Regions from separate parts of the Homo sapiens genome. Here all the other regions are linked to region 3. A link is a contact called in ENCODE Hi-C or POLR2A ChIA-PET data. All regions are on one chromosome and are shown on one strand. The core of a region is the stretch at or near the end of the contact, and the rest is flanking DNA. Distances in the headings are between cores, read along the strand shown. Region 1 has its middle 49 kb from the start of SLAMF6. Region 2 has its middle 53 kb from the start of VANGL2. Region 3 overlaps SLAMF1 (signaling lymphocytic activation molecule family member 1).

What was found. Hi-C counts contacts between places; a loop is a spot of excess contacts on that map. ChIA-PET counts read pairs that join two places held with the same protein, here RNA polymerase II (POLR2A). Pooled maps may share reads with other maps.
Region 1: a pooled map shows a loop between it and region 3 (4-fold over the local background). The contact joins two enhancer-like sites. A Hi-C loop is called at or near these places in 6 of 50 pooled maps. POLR2A ChIA-PET finds 5 or more read pairs at or near these places in 4 of 52 experiments (OCI-LY7, activated B cell, activated naive CD4-positive, alpha-beta T cell and 1 more).
Region 2: a pooled map shows a loop between it and region 3 (6-fold over the local background). The contact joins two enhancer-like sites. A Hi-C loop is called at or near these places in 2 of 37 single-sample maps with no recorded cell type and 9 of 50 pooled maps. POLR2A ChIA-PET finds 5 or more read pairs at or near these places in 8 of 52 experiments (B cell, H1, Panc1 and 5 more).

What each region holds. Positions count from the first base shown.
Region 1 is chr1:160,473,009-160,475,944 of GRCh38, reverse strand. No RefSeq gene overlaps it. Among named protein-coding and RNA genes, the nearest start is that of SLAMF6, 49 kb to the left of the region's middle. RefSeq lists an enhancer at 1,511-1,700. Within about 2 kb of position 1,489, at least 3 of the 41 ENCODE cell types and tissues checked have a DNase peak (open chromatin) inside an H3K27ac peak, as active enhancers do; they include OCI-LY7, where a contact is called at or near this core.
Region 2 is chr1:160,452,011-160,455,074 of GRCh38, reverse strand. No RefSeq gene overlaps it. Among named protein-coding and RNA genes, the nearest start is that of VANGL2, 53 kb to the right of the region's middle. RefSeq lists an enhancer at 1,633-1,682. Within about 2 kb of position 1,580, at least 2 of the 41 ENCODE cell types and tissues checked have a DNase peak (open chromatin) inside an H3K27ac peak, as active enhancers do; they include B cell, where a contact is called at or near this core.
Region 3 is chr1:160,622,995-160,625,865 of GRCh38, reverse strand. It overlaps SLAMF1 (signaling lymphocytic activation molecule family member 1), which reads left to right. Exons shown (of 7, transcript NM_003037.5): 4 at 1,681-1,770. Among named protein-coding and RNA genes, the nearest start is that of SLAMF1, 23 kb to the left of the region's middle. RefSeq lists an enhancer at 992-1,121. Within about 2 kb of position 1,268, at least 5 of the 41 ENCODE cell types and tissues checked have a DNase peak (open chromatin) inside an H3K27ac peak, as active enhancers do; they include B cell and OCI-LY7, where a contact is called at or near this core.

The DNA of each region.
Region 1 (2,936 bases), core at 240-2,739, 150 kb after region 3:
GAAATAGGAACACTTTTACACTGTTGGTGGGGCTGTAAACTAGTTCAGCCATTGTGGAAGTCAGTGCGGCAATTCCTCAGGGATCTAGAACTAGAAATACCATTTGACCCAGCCATCCCATTACTGGGTATATACCCAAAGGACTATAATTCATGCTGCTATAAAGACACATGCACATGTATGTTTATTGCGGCACTATTCACAATAGCAAAGACTTGGAACCAACTGAAATGTCCAACAATGATGGACTGGATTAAGAAAATGTGGCACATATACACCATGGAATACTATCCAGCCATAAAAAATGATGAGTTCATGTCCTTTGTAGGGACATGGATGAAATTGGAAATCATCATTCTCAGTAAACTGTCACAAGAACAAAAAACCAAACACCGCATATTCTCACTCAAAGGTGGGAATTGAACAATGAGAACACATGGACACAGGAAGGGGAACATCACACTCTGGGGACTGTTGTGGGGTGGGGGGAGGGGGGAGGGATAGCATTGGGAGATATACCTAATGCTAAATAACGAGTTAATGGGTGCAGCACACCAGCATGGCACATGTATACATATGTAACAAACCTGCACGTTGTGCACATGTACCCTAGAGCTTAAAGTATACTAATAATTAAAAAAAAAAAGAAATAGAACATCTATTAAACTATATTTCCTAGACTTATAAAGCTAGGACAATGCCTCTGTTTTTGTTCCTCAGCTTTTTGTTGGGCAGAAATAGCTTTGAAGGAGGCAGAGCTGGATTTAATCAGTGTTAGCATTTCAGAAATAGAATTCATCTTTCAGAAATATAATCCACAGGCATTGGTGACTTGACTGCATATAGGAGATGAGGAAGAGGGACTATGATGAGTTAAAAGTGTCTTAGTGGTAGACTGAAATTCAAAAATGAAGAAGGAAGTTTGGAGAGGAAGATAACTAATTCAGTCTTGAATGAATTTAAGCTGCCTGAAAATCATCCAAGGGCAACTTGGTAGGCAGTCAGAAACACAGGACTGAAGCAATGGAGCATAGTTGGGGATGGAGACACAGATTTGGAAGCCACATGCATTTGGGTGGAAGTTGAAGCCATGAGATTAGTGAGATCACCCAGGAAGTGTGTGAACTGTGAAAAGAGAGGACATGTAGGGAGCTCCAGGCAATTACCACTGAGAAGCAGAATCCAAGAGATGACAAAAAAGAGGGGGTGAGGTGGGGGCAGGAACTGATAGAGAGGTAGGAAAACCAACAGATCCCAGGGTCATAACATCTCAAAAAAAAAAAAATTTTTTTCATGAAAGTGGAAGTGATGACAAATTCTGTATAAAACTTCAGATCCATTTTTGGTAACTAGAAGGTCATGCATGACCATAAGATGAGCAATTTTAACCTTGAATCTCATGTTACAAGATTGTACCACCACTACTCTTCCTGTTGCAGTCATCTGTTATCCTCAGGGCACCACTTCCTATTCCTTGAAGAGTTTAGCTTCTGGTTGGCTCTTACATTCTTCGACACCACTCCATAATTCTTTCCATGCAGATGATCTTTCCATTAGCCCAGCTTTTCTGATCCTTGACCTCCTCTCCTCCAATGATGCTGTAGCCTCTACTTTTTTTAATCCTTTAGCCTTTCAGCCTTTCACTTCCATAGTCATACCCTAGTACCAAAAGCTATAACCCTTCTATAATCTTAATTTCAAGCACCCCATTGTCTCTAATCACTACCTTATATCTTTTTTTTCATTTCCTCTTGTGCCCCAACTCCAACAATCCTTTAACTTCCATCCTCTGGCCTACAATCCATTGATCCAAGCACTTTTCACTATCCTTCACACCCCTTGTGCCATCACTTTCCTCCTTATTCAGCTTAAATAAAAGTCATTCTCACCACTTTCTTTCATACAAAGCAGTTGATTCCGTTGTCCCTCAACTTTATGTTGTAACTGCCAGGCCTAATAATAATAATAATAATAATAATAATAATAATAATAATAATAAGTTAATACTACTTAAATCCAACTGTTTGGCTCAATCATGCCTGAATTTGCATAACTAAAGGTAGTCAGAGAAAAGCATACAACCATGTTGACTAGTCTTACTGAAAGTTATGATCCATAATCTCAATGATGACAGATAATTATACTTTATTTCCTTAGTTCATTCTCTCACTCCCCAAGACAACTAGGAGATGAGGGCAGAGAGGTAATGAGAGCATGAACCTTCCAATACTTCTACCCCCATCCTAGCTCCCAGTTTCCTTATTGATAAAATAGAAGCCATCTGAAGAATATTTCTATGCACTTCCACCATAACATTTACCACCTGCCTACCTCTATACCCTACCCTGTCTTCTCTTCTGTTACTGTGGATGAATTAACTGTGCTTCTAGTAAAGGACAATTCCTCTACTAGAACCCATCTCTTCTCACCTACTTAAGGACATCACTCCAGCAATTCTACCCTTTCCCCGCTTTAACAAAATTTCCTCTTTACTGGATCTTTCCCATCAAGTTACAAACATGTTTTTATTTCTCTCATCTAATTAACAAAATTCTCTTGAGCCCACTTCTCTCTCTAGCTACTGCCCCATTTTTCTCCATCCTTTACGAAAAATTCCTATTTCTTTCCTCCCACTCTTTTGACCCACTGAAACACTCAATCCTCAAATTAACTGATCTATCAGCAACATTTGCCATAGTCAATTCCTTCCTTTTAGAAACATGTCTTCACTTATCTTTCCAGACATCACACTCTTCTAATTTTCATCCCACATAGTGGCCATTCCTTAATTTCCTTTGCTGGTTCATTCTCATCACCCCTGCCTTTTAACACCAGATTGCTCAAGGACTCGGTTCTTAAAGCATTTCTCTTTCCCTTTTATGTTCATTCCAGTGATAAACTCATCTAGCCTCATGAGTTTAAATACCATCTACAGG
Region 2 (3,064 bases), core at 331-2,830, 170 kb after region 3:
AAGAGTCGTGAATGAGTTATGGTTTCATGATGCAAAGAGTCAGGAATCATAACTTAATGAGATGATAGTTCAGAAATTGTCCTTTTTTCCAGTGCTAGTGATAAATATCAAGTATTGTTTTGATCATCAGCAATCAGGGATGTGGCAGAGGAATTTCAAAGGGGAAGAATTTGTGCTAGAACTCAGAGTCAGGCAAAACTGATAGTACGAATCAGGGCGTATAGTAGTTGAAAGCATACTGAAGTTGACTATTGGGAAATTGAGGGCTAGGCCAGCTCCACACAGTTGCGCAAGTTTGAGACTCATTCTTCCCTCTGGACCTCAGTTTCTTCATATTGGGATGTTAGCTAAATGACTCCAAAAACCCTTCCAAGTCTAACCACCTGTGATTCTACAAGTGTGACTGAATTCAGGCTAGTCTTATACTGCCTCCGTCTACCTCACTCTTCTTCATCTGACTAGTTACCAGCAGGGAAATCCCTCCAACCCCAAAATAACCATTATTTTCATAATTCAACTATTAAAATGAATAAATTTTAAGTTTGAAAATCTCTCTTCAAACTGTATATATTGTATAATGTCATTGAAAAGGCAAAACTATAATGACGGAGAAGTCATCAGTGGTTGCCAGAGTTGCAGGTGGGGAGAGAGGATGACTACAAATTGGTAGCACAAGGGAATTTTTGAGGGTGATGAAACTGTTCTGCATCTTGATTGTGAGGGTGGTCACAGGACTATATGCATTTGCAAAAATCCATGAAACTATATACCACAAAGAATAAGTTTTACTGTATGTAAATTTAAAACTAACTAAATAATTTTTTAAAATAGGGCAACAGCTTTGGTAGTGATTTACATCCATGTTTAAGTGTGCATCATTTTAATATATTCTAGATAATTTTCCAGGTATTAAATTTAACTTCTTATTTGAATATCTAGCCTCTTAAAAGTGTATAAATTATTAGCATACACTTTAAACCTATATAATGTATGTTTTAAAATAAATACATTGTTTTCAAAATATGGCAGTTATAGTCTTAAGAGACTTTCTAAAAACAGATTTATTGAGGCATAATTCCCATACCATGAAATCATTGGTGTGAAGTATTCAGTTCAACGATATTTAGTAAATGTATCCAGTTGGACAACCATCACCACAGTCTAATATTAGAACATTTCACCATCCCAAAAAGATCCCTCATGCCCATTTTCAGTTTAGGAGACTCATAAAAGTAGAAGAGCAGTCAATCTGCTAGTAAATTTGCTAACACAGAATCACGACATTTTTAGTGTCGGAAAGCTCTTAAGGCCACCTTAAACTCCCATCACCTGTTTAAATGCCTCTGTAACACGTCTGATGGGTAGTTACCCAGCCTAGCTAGACAACGTCCGGTGATATCAGCGACTGTCTTGTTTAACACTCATTTCATCCTCGGCCAGATCTATTTATTACACAGTTATTCCTCACTTTGAAGCACTGAGGCTTTATATGAGTAATCCCCCATACACTCTGAGAACTACATTAGTATCCAAGAAAGGTGGCAGGAAATGTTTAAAAGGAATTATTTTTGAGCATTTGAGGTTCAAACAGAAAGCTGATATAAGTAAAAGAAGCCTGCCAGCTTTAAAGCAGAAGCAAAGGCCAAGGGAATTGAGTACAGCATTCAAAGATGGGCTGGCACTGGTGGATGGCTATGGAGCATGTTCTGGGTAAAGGACAAAGAGCAACAGAGTAAAAAGTTAGGAGACATCAATGGGAAAGTCCAAGGGACCGCATAAAACCGTTCAAGGCAGCACTTTGATATCAACCGTGTCAAGAGGCCCTATCGGTAAAGTAGACCAAAATCACTAAAACTAAGATTATTTACATTTTGGTATATAATATCTTATTCTGGCCCGGCATGGTGGCTTACGCCTGTAATCCCAGCACTTTGGGAGGCCGAGGTGGGTGGATAACTTGAGGTCAGGAGTTCGAGACCAGCCTGGCCAACATGGTGAAACCCCATTTCTACTAAAAACACAAAAATTAGCCAGGCATGGTGGCGCATGCCTGTAGTCCCAGCTACTCGGGAGGCTGAGGCATGAGAATCGCTTGAACCTGGGAGGCAGAGGTTGCAGTCAGCCAAGATCACACCACTGCACTCCACCCTGGGCGATAGAGTGAGATGCTGTCTCAAAAAAACATATCTTATTCAGCAAATTTACTCACTTTTTACTAAGTTGATAATAACTTGCATGATTGATCCTTGTGTATTACATTGGGTGAGTGAAAAGACAGAAGGAGAAGTCATAATCCTGTAAACCACCAAGAAATGCAAGGACAGGCCGGACGCGGTGGCTAATGCCTGTCATCCCAGCACTTTGGGAGGCCGAGGCGGGTGGATCACCTGAGGTCAGGAGTTTGAGACCAGCCTGGCCAACATGGTGAAAACCCGTCTCTACTAAAAATACAAAAATTAGCCGGGTGTGGTGGTATGCCCCCGTAATCCCAGCTACTCAGGAGGCCAAAGCAGGAGAATCGCTTGAACCCGGGAGGCGGAGGTTGCAGTGAGCTGAGATCGGGCCACTGCACTCCAGCCTAGGCGACAGAGCGAGACTCTGTCTCAAAAAAAAAAAGAAAGAAAGAAAGAAAGAAATGCAAGGATAGCAAATATGCTAGGTGCCTGGAAAATTACAATCTGGAAACAAAATTACCAAGGCTGGATTTATGATCCCAGTCCTCAAGCATTTCACAGTCCAGAACTTCTTTAGAGACAACATGGTATCATGGGAGGAATACTGGAGTAGATGCAAGAAGGCATGTTCCCTGATAGTGTACTTGTGTGTGATCCTGGCCAAGTCTTCTAACTTCTCTGAACCTGAGCTTTTTAATTTGTACAATGAGGATTAGGAAAGGTAAACGAGACAGCTGGTAATATCTGTTCTAAAATTCTGATTGTGTGCCCCTGGACAAACACAACTATTCCTTGTCATTTTTGCCTCCTTAGTAGGTAGGTTGTAAGAGTCAAGTGAGATGTGTGTGAAAGGTCTTTGAAACCTTAAGAAGCTATGCAAATAAGATGTG
Region 3 (2,871 bases), core at 19-2,518:
CATACACACATACACACACACACACACACACACACACACACTCCTGCACAGAGGGTTCTCAGTGACCATAAGTCACTCAGAGTGGAGCTGCTCCTTCCTCCAGCATCAGCAATGATTCAAAATGTCATGCTTTATACAAATTCAGAACTCTCTGCCTGCCTCCTAACTTTTTTTTTTAATCAGAGCATAAGACTGTTGAAGTTGGTATCTGGCAAAATTAAAACATTTAATTTAGGGGATAGAACCTATAACCAAGGTGTTTGCAAAGTCAGTTCAGTGAGATTCCTTGGGCTAACTTGATGTGTGAAAGGCCTAAGGAGAAAAAGAATCTTTTCAAATCCAGAAGGCAACTTCTTGCCAGCTATCAGGCTGGAGGCCCCTTTGGATCTTGTAGGCTGCATTTTATGAATTCATTGAGACTGTCTGTATCTTTGGTCAACTCTGTAAACATCTGATTGTGTCCACCATGATTCTTTCCTTTGGAACCCGACTATTTTTCTTTCAATTTCTGCCCCACAAATTCCTCACAGGTTCAACAACAAGCAGGCTTATTCCACAATCATCCTTATAAGTTTCCCTTACACATTAATGTTAACATCTGGTGTTACTCTATTTAGAACCTTAGTGCGAATATTCTACTTAGAACCCTAGGGCTTCAGCTCGGTCCCCACTGTTCATTACCCCGGTATAACTTTTTCCAAGCCCATAAGTCTCTCTAACTCTCCAAGAAGTCTGTCTTTAGTATTCAGCCACATTTCTACTACTAAACCAAGCTCTAGTTCTTGAGGTTCTCCAGGCTGTTTTCCTTCTCCATAAAATGAGAATAATGAGTGTACCTACCTTGTAAGATTATTGTGAGGATTAAATATGTTAGTACACATGATGCACTAAAAATATGTGGCCCATTGCAAGTGCTCAATAATTGTTCATTATAATCTTATTGAGCTACATGTCTTGTTTACTGGGGGTGATAATTCTCATTCACTGTTTGTCAAAGTGTTGCTCCTAGTTCAAAAGGATTTGATAAAGTGGGTAAAGGAGAGAAAACAATAAAAGTTTTCTCTCTGATTTTGAGCCTTGATGATTAGTTCTCGGGCTAATTTTAAACATGAAGATGATTTAGAGGAAAGACTAAATACTTTCCTTTCAGTTCAGGTCTGCTGGGTTCAACCCAGTTATTTGCATGAAAGGACAACAATAGCACTATTATGTTTATTTTTAAAAAAGATAAGTAGATCTTTCTTCCTCCCAGTGTCTCATGAGAATAGCGTGAATTCACAGGGACGGCACATGGAACCATTATATTCTCTTTACCCAAAATGGATACAGGACACATTAGCAATCTTAAGATGGAGAAACTGGGCAGAGAGATTGACTTAGGAGAGATGAAGATAATTTAATGTTAGACATGTGGTAGTTGAGTTAAAAATAAAGCATTTGGATAGAAAAATCTTCATGAAATTAAGAATGTGAAAGTATAGTGAGAGAAATTAGAATAAGAAAACAGATACAAAAATTTTCAGTGGTCTAAAGCTGACCTCTAAAACCATGAAAACAAACGTCTCCCTTGGGAGAGAATGCAGAAATAGAACATGAGGCTCCATTATCCCACTTTCATGTAAGATGTTTTTAAGCTCAGAATACTTTTGAGATTGCTCTTTGACTTCTTTTTTTTTCCAGAAACAAAACCATGGGCAGTGTATGCTGGGCTGTTAGGGGGTGTCATCATGATTCTCATCATGGTGGTAATACTACAGTTGAGAAGAAGAGGTAGGTGTCTGGCAATAAATAGATTCTTATCACACTCTCTGTGGTAAGCAGGGGACCTCTCTCCACAGGCTCGGACTTGCTCTCACAACTCTGGCTTTCTGCATGGGGCCACCTTTGCAAAAATAGTAGATAAACATATCCTGGGACCTTGCTTAATTCAGTCTAATTCAACATGTCTTGATCCCCTCTACTAGGCTGTGGAAAGAAATAGAAGAGCCACAGGTTTCTAATGTGAGAGACATTATTCAGATAATTTCAGTTTAGTGTGACTAGCACTGCCATCAGGGTAAACACAGGATGCTGAAGAAGTGAACAAGAGGTTTAAGAGTATTCACTGGGAACAGAATTCAGAAAATTATTGGATCTCATCCAAAAAGTCACCAGGGTTAGAATGAAACCAATAAGGCACAATTATTCCCCTGCAGTTGAAGTGCCTAGAGGTACCATCCCCTGTCCTCTCTTCCAAATTTCCCTATGATACAATATCTCAGGGCATTGTGCTCCCCTCAGCCACCTTGACTACTACCAACCAATACTGGAGTCAAAATGTCCTGACCCAAGACCAGGAGAGATGCCCCGGCTGCCTTCCCATGGTAAGGATAGAACTTGATCCTCATAACACTGAGCTGATGACTGATTTCATTCTCAAGTAGATCAGTGTCATCTACACACAACCTTCTTAGAAAAGCCCTTACCTCAGCACTCTGATGTTGGTTTTGCATATATAAAAAAATCTAGATCATAGCACAGCGACCTACTTGTGTCTCATTTCCTCCATCTAAGAGTTAGCCAGGTAGGAGGGATGGGTGATTCAGATAGAAATTAGGTTGACAGCCTATGGGGCTCGGGGTAGGGCAATCACATTTAGCTCATACTATAAGGAAATAGTGAGATGACCCAGGATGAGAAAACTGAACTTAACTTATCCACATTAACCTACCTAGTAAAATTGCTGGGATCCTACGCCATACTCTTTCCTCAACCACACTTGGCTTATCACATGGTTGTGCTCTAAGGGAATAGTGCTCCCCATCCCACAATTCCCCACTACCTTCCCCAACACACATACCCATCCTCACCTCAACCCCATTCACCATTTGT